2 separate regions of the Homo sapiens genome follow, and region 2 is linked to region 1. Evidence: read pairs that join two places in POLR2A ChIA-PET (ENCODE). Cell type or tissue: Panc1. All regions are shown on one strand. Each heading gives the region's core, and the rest is flanking DNA. Links, peaks and the distances in the headings are about the cores only. Region 1 overlaps LINC01429 (long intergenic non-protein coding RNA 1429). Region 2 overlaps ATP9A (ATPase phospholipid transporting 9A (putative)).

What was found. ChIA-PET counts read pairs that join two places held together with the same protein. Peaks named below come from ENCODE experiments on the same cell type or tissue, not always from the same donor. Only the 100,000 strongest peaks of a DNase experiment are listed, where the experiment ranks them.
Region 2: POLR2A ChIA-PET joins it to region 1 with 28 read pairs; 3 of 35 experiments call an interaction of 5 or more read pairs at or near these places.

What each region holds. Positions count from the first base shown.
Region 1 is chr20:51,842,664-51,850,998 of GRCh38, reverse strand. LINC01429 (long intergenic non-protein coding RNA 1429) reads left to right here. Exons shown (of 3, transcript NR_110016.1): 2 at 8,250-8,314. Among named protein-coding and RNA genes, the nearest start is that of LINC01429, 16 kb to the left of the region's middle. RefSeq lists an enhancer at 4,020-4,520. In Panc1, for the core only: no CTCF peak of the experiment used is centred there; no DNase peak of the experiment used is centred there.
Region 2 is chr20:51,748,391-51,756,725 of GRCh38, reverse strand. All of the region lies in intron 1 of ATP9A (ATPase phospholipid transporting 9A (putative)), which reads left to right. Among named protein-coding and RNA genes, the nearest start is that of ATP9A, 16 kb to the left of the region's middle. RefSeq lists enhancers at 6,470-6,519, 6,267-6,877. In Panc1, for the core only: no CTCF peak of the experiment used is centred there; DNase peaks (open chromatin) are centred at 4,245, 6,305 and 6,895; H3K4me3 peaks cover 1,445 bases; H3K27ac peaks cover 4,039 bases.

The sequences.
Region 1 (8,335 bases), core at 266-8,265:
GGATTACAGGCGTGAGCCACCACGCCCGGCCTTAAAATGTGTTTCATAACAGCTTTAATGAGATATACTTCATACTCAATTTACCTATCGAAAGTGACCAATTCAGTGGTCTTTAGTGTGCGCACAGTCATTGCAATGCTCACCATAATCTTTTTTTTTTTTTTTTTGAGATGGAGTTTCACACACTCTGTCACCCAGGCTGTAGTGCAGTGGCGCTATCTCAGCTCACTGCAACCTCTGCCTCCTGGGTTCAAGCGATTCTCCTGCCTCAGCCTCCCAAGTAGCTGGGATTACAGGCATGTGCCACCATTCCTGGCTAAGTTTGTAGTTTTAGTAGATATGGGGTTTTACAATGTTGGTCAGGCTAGTCTCGAATTCCTGACCTCAAGTGATCCACCTACCTCGGCCTCCCAAAGTGTTGGGATTACAGGCGTGAGCCACCATGCCCGGCCTCAAGTAAGAATTTTATTCTTTTCTCTTTTTTGCTGAATAGCTGAATATACTCTAAATTTTGAGACCACTGAATTTCAGGGCTTTTTTTTTTTTTTTTTTTTGAGACAGGGTCTCATTCTGTCACCCAAGCTGGTGTGCAGTGGCATGATCTCATGATCTCGGCTTACTGCAGCCTTGACCTCCTGGGCTCTGGTGATCCACCTCAGCCTCCTGAGTAGCTGGGACTACAGGCCCACAGTCACCACGCCTGGCTAACTTTTATCATTTTTGTAGAGATGGGGTTTCACCATGTGGCCCAGGCTGGTCTCAAACTTCTGGGCTCAAGCAATCCACCTGCCTCAGCCTCCCAGAGTGCTAGATTACAGGCATGAGCCACACACGAGTGCTAGATTACAGGCATGAGCCACACACTGGCCAGTTTGAGGTTTTGAAGCACTATCAGAGTATTTTGGTGTTTGTGGTTTTGTTTTTTAAAGAAATCCAGAATTTGAATAGAGTAGCCTGTGTTTGCACAGCCCCCAAGGTAGTCTCCTAAAGCCGGGAACATACATCTTCTTTTTTTTTTTTTTTTTTTTTTTTGAAACAAGGTCTCACTCTGTTGCCAGGGTGGAGTACAGTGGCGCCATCTTGGCCCACTGCAACCTCTGCCTCCCAGGTTCAAGTGATTCTCATGCCTCAGCCTCCTGAGTAGGTTGGGACTACAGGCTTGCGCCACCATACTCAGTAATTTTTGTATTTCTAGTAGAGACGGGGTTTCACCATGTTGGCTGGGCTGATCTGGATCTCCTGACCTCAAGTGATCTGCCTGCTTTGGCCTCCCAAAGTGCTGGGATTATAGGCAGGAGCCACCGCGCCCAACCTATAAGTCTTTTTAATAACCACTGTCCGGAGGGGACAACCACAGCTACCGTTGCTTTGTGCCACTTGCCTATGTCTTTCCAAATTTATCTTGTGGAACCCCCTCCATATGGGCGGTTACCACCCCTACTTGCCAGGAGGACATGGAGGCCCAGCCAGGTTAAGTCACTTATCCAAGTTCACTGGGACAACCAGAAGTTGCTCTGACTCTACAACCTACATTATTTAAGTTTGTGAAGTCTACAACCTTTCACCTTTGTCGAAAAGCTTGATGGATTTAATATGCTGGATGTATAAACATCTACATACACAGAAACATATGTATAGACATACATATGTAATATAATATAACAATATATGTCATACGTGATATAATATGGCAGAGTAACATAACAAAATTTGAGGAGTTGTTTATTTCACCCAGTCATCTAAGGTAAACAAGGAGACATTCATTGCAACATTCATTAAAACATTCATTGAAAAGTAATTATATAAACTTCCAAATCTAGGCCAGGTGCAGTGGGTGGCTTACACCTGCAATCCGAGCACTTTGGGAAGCCAAGGTGGGGGAGGATCACTTGAGGCCAGGAGTTTGAGAGCAGGCTGGGCAACATAGCAAGACCCTATCTCTAAAAAATATTTTAAAATTAGCCAAGTGCAATGGTGCCTGTCGTCCTAGCTACTCAGGAGGCTGGGACGGGAGAATCACTTGAACCTGGGAGGTCGAGGCTGCAGTGAGCCATGGTTGTGCCACTACACTCCAGCCTGGGCGACACAGTGAGACCCTATCTCATAAATAAATAACAAATAAGAAATATCCAAATGTCCTGGACAAGAGGCAGAGACTTCTCTTGACCCAATAACGGATCCAGAAGAAAATAGCGGAAGCTTCCTATTTTGAAAAATGGGTGGGACTCCAAGTGATATGAAACCTTTCACGTATTCATGAATGCTAACTGGAAAGATAGTTGGGAACATTCCAGAAGGTTATTCCTTCCCTCTTTCTCTCTCTCTTTTTCTCTCTGTCTCTTCTTCTCCCTCTCTCCTTGGGAGATCTTTGATAACCATCTTGGCCTTTGGAAACCTCTTTTATTAAGCCATCCTATTGTATGCTAAGTTATGGTGGCTGAGACTGATCCCTTCACAAAAGTCCTTTGTTTGGGGATTCTCTCAATAAGCTGGGACTCAGTGAATTATGCTTCTTCTTGGAAGCCTTTCTTAGCCGATTGTATTTACCTAAGGAAGCATTATTTTCTGTCTTGTTTTATTTTCCTCTTTTTCTCAAGCGTAATTCAGATATCAGGAAAGCATGAGAGAGATAAAGAAATTACCAACTAACAAGGAGTTTCTGCCTTCTAAGCTTTGAAAATGGTAGAGATTTTTTGTAACAAGCATGTATCACTTACAGAACTTTTTGAAAAATTGTATTTCTTCGGTACCGGGACCTTGTACCAGGAAAGATGTTTCTCCCCCAGCCCTGGAGATGACATGAGATGTTCTCATTCTGACATATTTCCCCTTGTCTGCTGTTCCTAGTCACTTTCATTGTTATTTAGTTTTACTTCAATATTCAGGGGTGGGAAGAAGGAAGAATAAACAGCTCTTTCCTATTCATTATTTTCATCCTAGAATAAGATCTTCATTATTGTAAAAATTAAAAAAAAAGGGGGAGTGCTTTAAAAGTAAAATTAAATTGGTTTTTAGTTTTAGTTTTGGTGCTGTCTTTAAAGAGAACTGGTGGGAACTTTAAGAAAAAAAAAAAAGCCGAGCCACATCAAATGAGAGCAGCAAAGGACGAAATGGCAATAAAGGAAGCATGGGGTGTGTGGGGGGTGTCCCCTCAGGATGGAGAATGTCCCTCTCCTTCCTTGAAAGGCAGCCTTCTTTTCATGGGAAACCAAGCCCCTGTGTTATTGGGCTCACAATGAGTTCTCCAGATGTAGTTCCCAGGAGTAAGGATTCTCAGAGAAATAAAAGAATCCTAGAAGCTTCTGTTTGTTTGTTTTGTTCTTGTTTTAGTAAGATTTTGAATAGGTAATGCATCCAAGTGCTTCAAATAATCACCAAGTTTAACAAATGGTGAAAAGTCTCTTAACCACTGTCCCACAGCCACCCATTTGTTCCCCTTCTCATAGTCAACCACTACTCCTTTATGTTGTATAATATGATACTCAGAGCTACATTGTGCATATACAACCAAATATAAATATGTATTCCACTCCCCGCTCCCTTTCTACACAATTGTCAACATATCATCCAGATGGCTCAGCCCCTTTGTCCTTGCATGAACCATTGCTCTTGGCCATTGTTCCATCTCAACACATATAGAGCTTGATCTTGTTTTTTTTTTTTTTTTTTTTTTGAAACAAGAGTATCGCTCTGTCACCCAGGCTGGAGTGCAGTGGCGCGATCTCGGCTCACTGCAACCTCCATCTCCCAGGTTTAAGTGATTCTCCTGAGTCAGCCTCCTGAGTAGCTGGGATTACAGATGTGTGCCACCACCCCCGGCTAATTTTTGTGTTTTTAGTAGAGACAGGGTTTCACCATGTTGGCCAGGCTGGTCTCAAACTCCTGACCTCAGGTGATCCTCCCACCTCAGCGTCCCAAAGTGCTGGGATTACAGGCACGAGCCACCACGCCCAGCCCTTTGATCTCTCTTTTCTATGACTGTATAGTGTTACGCTGTAAATGTCCTTTATTCTATTTAACCAATTCCCAAATGATGGGCCTTTATTGTTTTTGAGACAGTCTTTCTCTGTCACCCAGGCTGGAGTGCTGTGATGCGATCTTGGATCACTGCAACCTCCACCTCCCAGGTTCAAGCGATTCTCCTCTCTCAGCCTCCCAAGTAGCTGGGATTACAGGCACGCGCTACCACACCCAGCTACTTTTTGTGTCTTTAGTAGAGACGGGGTTTCACCATGTTGGCCAGGCTGGTATCAAACTCCTGACCTCAAGTGATCCGCCTGCCTGGGCCTCCCAAAGTGCTGGGATTACAGGCGTGAGCCACCGTGCCCGGGCTATGATGGGCCTTTAAGTTGTCTTCAATATTGGGCTATTACAAACAGTGCTCCTGTGAATTATCTCGGTTGCACATCATTTCTCACATGTGTGAGTAATTCTGAGGGCACCTCCCCCCAGGAGGAATTGGTAGGTCAAAGAGAGGAGGGACTTGAGATGTCCGTGTTATTTGTAAGATTAGTTTTTTAGGTCCTCAGCTTTATACTATCTTAATATTTAAATTTAAATTACCCAAGTAATGCATTAAGCAGTTCTGTCTGGCCGGGCGCGGTGGCTCACACCTGTAATCCCAGCACTTTGGGAGGCAGACGCGGGCAGATCATGAGGTTAGGAGATGGAGACCATCCTGGCAAACACGGTGAAACCCCGTCTCTACTGAAAAATACAAAAAAAATTAGCCAGGCGTGGTGGCGGGCGCCTAGATCAGTAAATCTAGGTTATCTGGTATATCTGGTAAAATGTGAAAGCCCCCTTTGAATTTCCCACTTACTATTCACCACCACATTCACCTTGAAATCCAAACTTCTCAAAATTAACCACCGTGAGCAGTTTAGTCCAGACTTTTCTATGCATTTATATTTCTATTCATATACACATATCTATGTATGTCTAGGATAATAGATATATTAGATACATAGATAATATATTTATCTACATATATAACACACACAAGTGTTTGTGTGTGTGTAGAAATATAAATATAGACTGGGTGTGGTGGCTCACGCCTATAATCCCAGCCCTTTGGGAGGCTGAGGTGGAAGGATTGCTTGAGTCCAGGAGTTTGAGACCAGCCTGGGCCATATAGTGAGACCTTGTATCTAGAAAAAATAAAAAATAAATAAAAATAAAAATAAAAAGGAAGAAAAGAAAGAAAAAAATTAGCTGGGTATGATAGCATGCACCTACAGTCCCAGCTGCTTGGGAGGCTGAGACGGGAGGATTGCGTGAGCCCAGGAGGCTGTGGTGGACTGTGATCTCCAGCCTGGGTGACAGAGTGAGAACCTGTCTTAAAAAGAAAAGAAAAGAAAAAGAACTGTTAACAGCAGTGCTTGTCAGACTTCAATGTGCTGAAGAATCAGCTGTTGATTTTGTTAAAATGATTCAGTGGGTCTTGGGTAGGATCTGAGATTCCCCATTTCTTTTTTTTTTTTTTTTTTTTGAGATGGAGTCTCGCTGTCGCCCAGGCTGGAGTGCAGGGGCACGATCTCGGCTCACCGCAAGCTCCGCCTCCCGGGTTCACGCCATTCTCCTGCCTCAGCCTCCCGAGTAGCTGGGACTGCAGGCACCCGCCACCACGCCCGGCTAATTTTTTGTATTTTTAGTAGAGACGGGGTTTCACCGTGTTAGCCAGGACGGTCTTGATCTCCTGACCTCATGATCCACGCGCCTCGGCCTCTCAAAGTGCTGGGATTTACAGGCGTGAGCCACTGCGCCCGGGCGAGATTCCCCATTTTTAGCAAGCTCCACTGTGATGCCAATGCTGCTGAATTTGGAGTGATTTTCAGTTTTAGCTTTTGTCACTGCTTTGTTTTGTTTTTACATAAACGAGATCATATCTACTTATTGCTCTGCAACTCACTTTTTTTCGGTAACGGTCATTCTGGAAAATAATATGGATGTGGCTTTGCAAGTCTAAGGAGTCTGTGTGTGCCTGCAGAGCTATAAACTTTTATGAAGGAAAAATCACTTTAATCGATTTTCAACCTGAATCTCTAAATCAACTTTAGAGGACCAATGGTGGTATTTGAAACAGTTTTTATTTGCTAATGAAATTAAGCTTCAAATGACATGAAAATTGTTTCTGATCAGCTCATTATCCTACCCTGACACTGAGCAATAGTGTGTCTTTTGAGAATGTAACAGACATGAAGACAGAAGAGATGAGATTCAGGTTTCTCGACATAATTAATTTCATTGGCAAAAAAAGGAAAAGTTTCCTCTGGATTGATTTACAAAGGGTGTTTCGTTTTGTTTTTATGTATATATTTTTGAGACAGAGTTTCTTTCTTGTCGCCCAGGCTGGAGTGCAATGGCACGATCTGGGCTCACTGCAACTTCTGCCTCCCGGGTTCAAGCAATTCTCCTGTCTCAGCCTCCCGAGTAGCTGGGATTACAGGCACATGCCACCATGCCCGGGTAATTTTTGTACTTTTTTTTTTTTTGAGACAGCTTCTTGCTTTTGTCCCCCAAGCTGGAGTGCAATGGCGCAATCTCGGCTCACTGCAACCTCCCCTTTCCGGGTTCAAGCAATTCTCCTGCCTCAGCCCCCCACCCACCCAGTAGCTGGGATTTCAGGCGCCTGCCACCACGACTGGCTAATTTTTTTGTATTTTTAGTAGAGATGGGGTTTCACCATGTTGGCCAGGCTGGTCCTGAACTCCTGACCTCAGGTGATCCACCCGCCTCAGCCCCCCAAAGTGCTGGGATTACAGGCGTGAGCCACCGTGCCCGGCCAATTTTTGTATTTTCAGTAGAGACGGGGTTTCATCATATTGGTCAGGCTGGTCTCAAACTCCTGACCTCAGGTGATCTGCCTGCCTCGGCCTCCCAAAGTGCTGGGATTACAGGTGTGAGCCACCATGCCCGGCCATTACAAAGGGCATTTTAATTAGCATAGAGAAAAACAAATAGGAACACAAAGTTCTGTCTTCAATGTAGATACTTCAATGTTGTTTCTTGCCTGTGCAAGGGAGGGAAGGATGGTTTGAATTTATGAAGATCACCTGAGGATCTACTGTTGCTCTATTTGCTCGAGCAGGAGGTCAGGGACCCCTCACTCTGCTCCTTATCCCTCATGCACTCCATCACCAAATCTCCAAGTACATCATGAGTCCATTTGTTTGCACCTTGCTACCACCCCACTATCCCGATCGTCCATCACCTGTAGACGGGCAGGAGCTTCCTCACTGGTCTTCCCATGCACTCTCACCTCCCTCCAGTGAGTTCTGCAACTGTAGCCGGCCGCGACTGCATTGCACCCAAACTGAATCCCATGAATGCTCAGAGTAAGACCCCATGGATGCCCGCCATCACCTGCCTCTGATCCATCTCAAGGTCTTTCCCAAGTGAGCCTCTGGCTTCCTCTCCAGTGTCACTGCTCAACCCTCTGCCCAGAGGCTATCTCTGCCCACTTTACCCAGTTGCCCCATCCTACAGGTTTCAGCTCCAAGGTCCCTTCCTCAGAGAAGCCCTCCTGGACCAGTTCCAACTCCTGGTGGCGGTGCCTGGCACTTTTTCTCCATATCCATTATCATACTGTGCAATAAGATCTTTCTGCGTACTTGGGGGTGATTATTTAACTGATGTCCACCTCCCTCCACTAGACTGTGTGCTAAATGAAGATGGGTAGGTACCATGTCTGTTTTTGCTTATTGTTGCATTCCAGTGCCAATCACAGGGCCTGGCATATAATAGGCAGTCCAGTAATAATCTGGTTATTTGAAAGAGCACAGGAAGGAAGACCCAGGGCATATTGGCTGTTGTTGCTGACACTGGTGCTGAAGGGCTTTGGTGAGGATGCTTAGGGAGGAAGTGATGAATCAGAGCAGATTGGGTTGGGATGGCAGAAAGGATCAGAAAGCTAAGCTAGACCCATTCTTTGCAGCTGGGCCAGAGGGTAGGACGGTGAGTAATGATAGCACTTCGGGGGTCACCTCGGGGATGATAGTCTTGTCAAGTCTTATACGTGACAGGGAGAAGCAATGGCTAATACATCTATATATCGATAATATGAATAAATAATTTTAGAAGTGTCTTCATGCACAAACCAATGATGAAAGCAGGCCATGAATGGAGACACATGATCAGTTTCACTGTGTGTCCTAAAACACATTATTTTTAGGAGTTTCCTAAAAATAAACCCCAAGGCTCAGTGACCAAACGTCAATGATGATAACAACGAGCGTTTTCCTTCCTAGGGTGGAACATCTTTTGAAGAGCTCAGACCCTGGACCCCTGATCTTAATGAGCTTTGCAGCCTTCAGTAAGTCGCCAACATATATCT
Region 2 (8,335 bases), core at 332-8,331, 94 kb after region 1:
AGCACCTCAGAATGTGACTGCATTTGGAGACAGGGGGCCTTTAAAGAGGTGATCAATTTAAAATGAAGCTGTTAGGATGGGCCCTTTTCCATCCAGCCCGGTGACCTTATAGGAGGAGATTAAGACAGAAAGAGAGGCTGGGCATGGTGGCTCACACCTGTAATCCCAGAACTTTAGGAGGCTGAGGCAGGTGGATCACCTGAGGTCAGGAGTTCAAAACCAGCCTGGCCAACATGGTGATATCCCATCTCTACTAAAATTACAAAAATTAGCCAGGTGTGGTGGCGTGCACCTGTAATCTCAGCTACTAGGAAGGCCGAGGCAGGAGAATTGCTTTAACCCAGGAAGCGGAGGTTGCAGTGAGCCAAGATCATGCCCCTGCACTCCAGCCTGGGCGACAGAGCGAGACTCCATCTCAAAAAGAAAGAAAGAAAGAAAAAAAAAAAAAGACAGAGACACCAGAGAAAAGACCGTGTGAGGACACAGGGGGAAGGTGGCTGTCTGCAAGCCAAGGAGAGAGGCCTCAGGAGAAACCAACCCTGCTGACACCTTGTTCTTGGATTTCTGGCCTCCAGGACTGTGAGAAAATAAGTTTCTGTTGTTTAAGCCATCCAGTCTATGATATTTTATTATGGCAGCCCAAGGAAACTAACGTAGAAAGCGTCTCATTTATTGCCATCTTGGCATGTGCAGTATCTCTTAGTGTTATTAAGCTTTTATTTGAAATTAATGTCATGAATAGTGCAGCTATGAACTTTTTTTTTTTTCTTTGAGATGGAGTCTCGCTCTGTCGCCCAGGCTGGAGTTCAGTGGCACGATCTCGGCTCACTGCAAGCTCCGCCTCCCAGGTTCACGCCATTCTCCTGCCTCAGCCTCCAGAGTAGCTGGGACTACAGGCGCCCACCACCACGCCTGGCTAATTTTTTGTATTTTTCATAGAGACGAGGTTTCACCTTGTTAGCCAGGATGGTCTTGATCTTGTGACCTGCCCGCCTCGGCCTCCCAAAGTGCTGGGATTACAGGCGTGAGCCACCGCGCCCGGCTGCTATGAACATTCTTGAACACATCATTCAGTATGTATTATGTGGCTTTGCTGGGCCCTAGGGTATATTTGTGTTTAGCTTTAGAAGAAAATGATAATTTTCCAAAGCAATTGTACTAATTTATACTTCCACCAAGCTGGTCAGTTGTTCCATGTCCTCATCAACACTTGGTATTGTCCGTCACCTTTTGTTTCAGCCATTCTGATAGGAGTATAATGGTATTATAAGAAATTTTTTTTTTTTTAATTGAGATGGAGTCTTGTTCTTTCACCCAGGCTGGAGTGCAGAGGCGCGTTCTTGGCTCCCTGCAACCTCCGCCTCCTGGGTTCAAGCGATTCTCCTGCCTCAGCCTCCTGGGTAGCTGGGATTACAGGCCCGTGGCACCACGCCAGCTAATTTTTGTATTTTTAGTGGAGACGGGGTTTTACCATGTTGGTCAGGCTGGTCTCGAACTCCTGACCTTGTGATCCGCCTGCCTTGGTCTCCCAAAGTGCTGGGATTACAGGCGTGAGCCATCACGCCCAGCCAATAAATTTATTTATTTATTACTTATTTTTTATTTTTTGAGACAGAGTCTCACTCTTTTGCCCAGGCTGGAGTGCAGTGGTGCAGTCTCGGCTCACTGCAGCCTCCGGCTCCTGGGTTCAAGCAATTCTTCTGCCTCAGCCTCCTGAGTAGTTGGGGTTACAGGTGTATGCCACCATACCTGGCTAATTTTTGTATTTTTTTTTTTTTAGTAGGGATGGGGTTTCACCATGTTGGACAGGCTGGTCTCAAACTCCTGATCTCAAGTGATCCACCTCGGCCTCCCAAAGTGCTGGGATTACAGGCATGGGCCACCATGCCCGGCTTATTTATGTATTTATTGAGACAGTGTCTCACTCTGTTGCCCAGGATGGAATGCAGTGGTGTGGTCTTGGCTCACTGCAACCTCTGCCTTCTGGGTTCAAGCAATTCTCATGCCTCAGCCTTCCTACTAGCTAGTATTACAGGCATGCACCACCATGCCCAGTGATTTTTTTTGTATTTTTAGTAGACACAGGGTTTAGCCATGTTGGCCAGGCTGGTCTCAAACCCCTGACCTCAGGTGATTTGTCCACTTTTGGCCTCTCAAAGTGCTGGGAATACAGGCCTGTGCCACCATGCCTGACCTAAGAAATTTATTCTTCTTTTTTTCCCGAGATGGAGTTTTGTTCTTGTTGCCCATGCCAGAGTGCAATGGCGCAATCTCAGCTCACCATAACCTCCGCCTCCTGGGTTCAAGCAATTCTCCTGCCTCAGCCTCCTGCGTAGCTGGGATTACAGGCATGCACCACCAGGCCTGGCTACTTTTTTGTATTTTTAGTAGAGACGGGGTTTCTCCATGTTGGTCAGGCTGGTCTTGAACTCCCGACCTCAGGTGATCCACCTGCCTTGGCCTCCCAAAGTGCTGGGATTACAAGCATGAGCCACCGCGCCCAGCGTTGGCTTCCTTTTCTGTATCTGAGATTGAGTTTTAGACATATAGGTTAGCCAAGTCACAGGAACACTGAGCTTAAATTGTCAAGTCAGGGTGGTCTGTCCTCCTGTGGGGCTCCAGGCTCCAGGGCCTGGCCAGGCACTCTCTTCTTGAATAGTTTATGTTATAAGGGGAGCAGTGAAAAAGTCTAATCTTTGTTTTCCTCTAATTGAAAAATGAGTACATATCTATGTAAAAAAAAATGAGAGAACAGGCCGGGCATGGTGGCTCGTGCCTGTAACCCAGCACTTTGGGAGGCTGAGGTGGGTGGATCACCTGAGGTCAGGAGTTCGAGTCCAGCCTGTCCAACATGGTGAAAACCTGTCTCTACTGGAAAAAAAAAAACCAAAATTAGCTGGGCATGGTGGCACATGCCTGTAATCCCAGCTACTTGGGAGGCTGAGTCAGGAGAATTGCTTGAACCTGGGAGGCGGAGGTTGCAGTGAGTCGAGATCGTGCCACTGCTCTCTAGCCTGGGTGACAGAGCGAGGCTCAGTCTCATTAAAAAAAAAAAAAAAGAAAGAAAAAGAAAAATGAGAGAACAGAGAAAACTGATAAAGGAAATGCTGGTATTATGTTATTTTTCCTTCAAAGACAATCACAATGAACACAAACCTTTTAGCAGATGATGTTTTCTTCCTGTTTGTTTCTGCGTGTACATTGTTTTATGACTAGGAACCATGTAGAACGTGGGTTTGTTGTTGTTGTTGTTGTTGTTGTTGTTGTTGTTTTTTGAGACGGAGTCTCACTCTGTTGCCCAGGCTGGATTGCAATGGCATGATTTCGGCTCACTGCAACCTCCGCCTTCCGAGTTCAAGTGATTCTCCTGCCTCCGCCTCTGCCTCCCAAGTAGCTAGGACTACAGGTGCACACCACCACGCCCAGCTAATTTTTGTGTTTTTAATAGAGACAGGGTTTTGCCATATGCAAATGACATTTTGAATGACAGCATATTTCTTTGAATAGACATCTCTAATTTACTTAACCAGTGCCTTATAGTCTCACAAGTTGATTTGTATTTTATTTTCACTTTACAAGTAATGTTTTCTTTTTCTTTTCTTTCTTTCTTTCTTTTTTTTTTTGAGACAGAGTCTGGCTCTTGTTGCCCACGCTGGAGTGCAATGGCGCCATCCTGGCTCACTGCAACTTCTGCCTCCCAGGTTCAAGTGATTGTCCTGCCTCAGCCTCCCAAGTAGCTGGGATTACAGGCGTGCATAACCACCCCCAGCTATTTTTGTATTTTTAGTAGAGACAGGGTTTGACCATGTTGGCCAGGCTGGCCTCGAACTCCCAGCCTCAGGTGATCCACCCACCTTGGCCTCCCAAACTGCTGGGATTATAGGCATGAGACACTGTACCCGGCCACAGGTAATGTTTTCATTCTGAATCCTGGCCCTTCCTAAAGCAAACAAAGAGAAAGTAGAGAGAGGCACTGACTCCTGCCCGGGGCCTGAGAAGTCACCTAACTGGGATCGGATAAGCCTGACCAACAAAGAAGCACTCAAAAATGCAGTTTTGTGTGTGATACCACAGAAAACCAGTGCTTAAGAATCTTGGCCTTGTTTTTGGATATTTCAGAGAATTGCCGGCTGTTTGAAAGGGCATCCAGATCTCTACACACTCACAGAAAAGTTAACAGAGGTTTATAGCATGAAGACTAAAAATAGCTACTGTTGATTCATCCGTTTATTCACTCCATAAATATTTCCTGAGCACTTACTCTGTCTCTGGCAGTTTTAATATTAGGGATATAGTGGTCAACACGTGCGAGAGAAATCCCTGACAGTGTGGGGCTTCCGTTCTAGTGACACACAGTAGTTTTTCTTGTAAGAATTTTGTTAAACTCCGTTGGTGTCTTGGGTGCCAGCATCACTGTCTTAGGTATTTTAAGTGGATTGTCTTAATGGCATCGTCCAATACTAGGTACTGTCATTGTTTTATTTTCCAGGAAACGGAGGCTTAGCAGGGTTAATTAACTAGTCCAGGGTCCCACAGCTCGTAAGCTGCTGTCTCTTGTCTCCCAGGTCTCAGCTCAGCTGTGTCTTTGGGACATCTTTCCAGACCATTCACTCTGTAGGAGCCACCTACCGCTGAGTAGCATATATTTTTTTTTTCTTGTTTTTTTTTTTTTGTTGTTGTTCCTACCTTGCCCACCTACAAAATGTAGGCTCTGTGAGAGCAGTGCCCTCGTTTGTCTTGTGAGAATCCCAGTGCTTAGCACAAAGGCTGGCACCTAGTAGGTGCTCAGTAAATACTGGCTGCTTGATTAAATGAGCGAGTGAATAAAGAAGAGGAGCGGCCGGGCGCGGTGGCTCACGCCTATAATCCCAGCACTTTGGGAGGCCGAGGCGGGCGGATCACGAGGTCAGGAGATCGAGACCATCCTGGCTAACACGGTGAAACCCCGTCTCTACTAAAAATACAAAAAAATTAGCCGGGCGTGGTGGTGGGCGCCTGCAGTCCCAGCTACTCAGGAGGCTGAGGCAGGAGAATGGCGTGAACCCGGGAGGCGGAGCTTGCAGTGAGCCGAGATTGCGCCATTGCACTCCAGCCTGGGGAGAGCGAGACTCTGTCTCAAAACAAAACAAAACAAAAACAAAAAACAAACAAAAAGGAATAGGAGCAACAGGGCATGGTGGCTCATGCCTGTATCCCAGCATTTTGAGAGGCGGAGGTGGGAGGATTTCTTAAGCCCAGGAGTTCGAGACCAGCCTGGGCAACATAGGGAGACTCCATCTCTACCAAGAAAAATAAAAAATTAGCTGGGCATGGTATTGCATGTTTGTGGTCTCAGTTACTTGGGAGGCTGAAGTGGGAGGATCCCTTGAGTCCAGGGGTTTGAGGCTGCAGTGAGCCATGATCGCGTCACTGCACTCCAGCATGGGATGGAGTGTGACGCTGTCTCAAAAAAAAAAAAAAAAAACAAAAAAAACCCAGAAACGTTAAAAAATCTCAAGAGTTTTGCATTCCTAATTCATTGGGGGTATAAGTGGTGGCAGGGCCCACAATGGGCTTCAGTGAGGGTACATGTTGAGCACTGGAGCCAGAAGGAGGATAAACAATGGAATCCTCATCTGCAGAGAAAAAGGGAATTCTTCCTTCCTGATGCCCCTCCCTTCTTCCTTCCCTTCTTTATCCGCGTGACCCATGGCTGCAAGGAAGGAGCCACGTCCAGCCTCCTGCCTCTTGTTGGACGTAGAGCTCTTAGACCCCAATGTGTGTTGCTCATGGACGCTCCCATAGCAGTGCCAGCTGCCATAGCAGGCTTGGAGGGAGGAGGCAGGTGGGCTTGGCAGTGCCAGTGGGGACCCTTGGTGTGTCTCTGCTGGGTTCCTGCCATTTGGATTCCTCCCTAGGTTGCCATCTAGACAATTGAGAGGTGGCTCTCAGATTCTACAACGAGATGAGATTGCCAGACTCCAGCTAAGAGGGCTGGCTCCGGGGTCAGCCTGCTGGACTCACATCCTGGCTCTGTCCCTTATGGGCTGCAAGACCCTCTGAGGTGCAGTGTCCTCATCTACAAGAGGGCGAGGATAGAAGCCCTTGATGTAGGACAGTCGGGAGGAGCAAGGCAAGTCATTCGCGTTGAGGGCTTTGCCACAGCGCTTGGCACACACTCAGCACTTACTCATGTTTTTGCTTATTGTTTTGGTGTCTAGGAAATTGCCTTCCACTGGATTCTGTCCTGTTTTCTGGAATTTTTTGGGCTCGTGCTGTGTGGGGTTGCCAGCCAGGCTCTGTGGCCTAGGTCTGTGTTAGAACCTATGACCGAGTGTCTTGGGTAAACACAAATGCATGAGGTGAGGGAGGAGTGCTGGGCACTGGGGCATGTGAAAGGGCCCAGGAGAATGAGTCATCAGCCCACGCTTAGTGACGGAGCACGTTTGTGTGCCAGGCCTGGGGGAGGTGAATGGTGTCTGCTCTCTGACCTACAAGCTCATGGCAAGATCAGAGGCTGCAGACAGAGCTGTGTGCTGTTTGGGCAGCGGGGTGAGCTTTATTATTTTATTATTATTTTTATTTATTTTGGAGACGGAGTCTTGCTTTGTCACCCAGGCTGGAGTGCAAGTGGTGCGATCTCGGCTCACCGCAACCTCCGCCTCCCGGGTTGAAGCAATTCTCCCGCCTCAGCCTCCCAAGTAGCTGGGATTACAGGTGCCCACCACTATACCCAGCTAATTTTATTGGACTTTTTTTCTTTTTTTAAGTAGAGACAGGGTTTCACCATGTTGCCCAGGCTGGTCTCAAACTCCTGAGCTCAGGCCATCTGCCTATCTCCCAAAGTGCTGGGATTACAGGATGAGCCACTGCACCCGGCCTATTTTATTTTTAGATTAGAAAAAAGTGTACTGAGTCAGAGTCACATGGTTTAATACTTAAAAGCTACAGAGGTGTAGCCATTGCAAAGTCAGTTTCCCTCCCACTCTCTCTAGTCAGCTACCCTGTACCCTTCCCCAGGCAGCCAGTCTTACCATGTTCTTCTGTATTGTTCTAGAAATTTTTAAGCATTTATCAAAAAAACCATGCATCTTTATATAGATAAATAGACATAGATTTTTTGTTTTTATTCTATTATTAATATACCCTACACAGTACATGTATTGTTCACTTAACAGTACATTCTGGCCGGCAGTGGCTCACGCCTATAATCCCAGCACTTTGGGAGACCAAGGTGGGTGGATCACCTGGGGTCAGGAGTTTGAGACCAGCCTGGTCAACATGGTGAAACTGTCTCTACTACAAATAGCAAACTTAGCTGGGCATGGTGGTGGGCACCTGTAATCCCAGCTACTCGGAAGGCTGAGGAGGCAGAAGAATTGCTTGAATCCGGGAGGCGGAGGTTGCAGTGAGCCGAGATCGCACCACTGCACTCCAGCCTGGGTGACGGAGTGAGACTCCGTCTCAAAAAAAAAAAATTCTGAGCTCGTTCCGTGTCAGTATATAACAACCTTCTTCATTCCCTTTTTGAAATTATTTATTTATTTACTTATTTGAGATGTGGGGGCTGTGTTGCCTAGGCTGTCTCAAACTCCTGGGTTCAAGTGATTCTCCTGCCTCAGCGTCCCAAATAGCTGGGACTACAGGCACACACCATTGCACCTGGCCTTTGATCATTATTTTAATGCCTTTGTAGTATTAAATTGAATAGTACTGTAGTTTGTTTAGCCAGTCTACCACTGATGGTCATTTAGATTATTTTTCCATTTTATTTGTCTGTCTGTCTGTCTGTCTGTCTATCTATCTATCTATCTATCTATCTATCTATCTATCTATCTAATCTTTAGAGGCGCTGTCACCCAGGCTGGTCTTGATCTCTTGGCCTCAAGTGAACCTGGGCCTCCAAAGTGCTGGGATTATAGGCGTGAGCCACTGAGCTTGGTCAGTTATATTTATTTTTTCTAATGGTTTACTATTACTAGAAATGTCACACAAGTCTTTGTGCCCATGTTAGACTGCACGGAATATCTGGAAGGGGAATGGCTGAAGTGAAGGTACATTTGTAATTTTGATAGCATCGTCAAAATGTCCTCCCTGAGGTGATGCCATCTTGGATCCTTGCTGGCAGTGACAGCGCCTATTTGTCCATCCTTGCCATTATTAAGATTTTTGACTTTGGTCGTAAAAAAAAGATATCTTGGTGTGGTTTTAGTTTTGTATAATATTTAAAAATTGAATCAGTTGCCAACATTTTATAACTGAATATTTGCTTACAGAATGTCTTTGTCTTGCAGAATCAGATGGTCTAGGCTTGTGTAGGAACTGGACTGGCGGTGTGCCCCATCCCACTGGACCC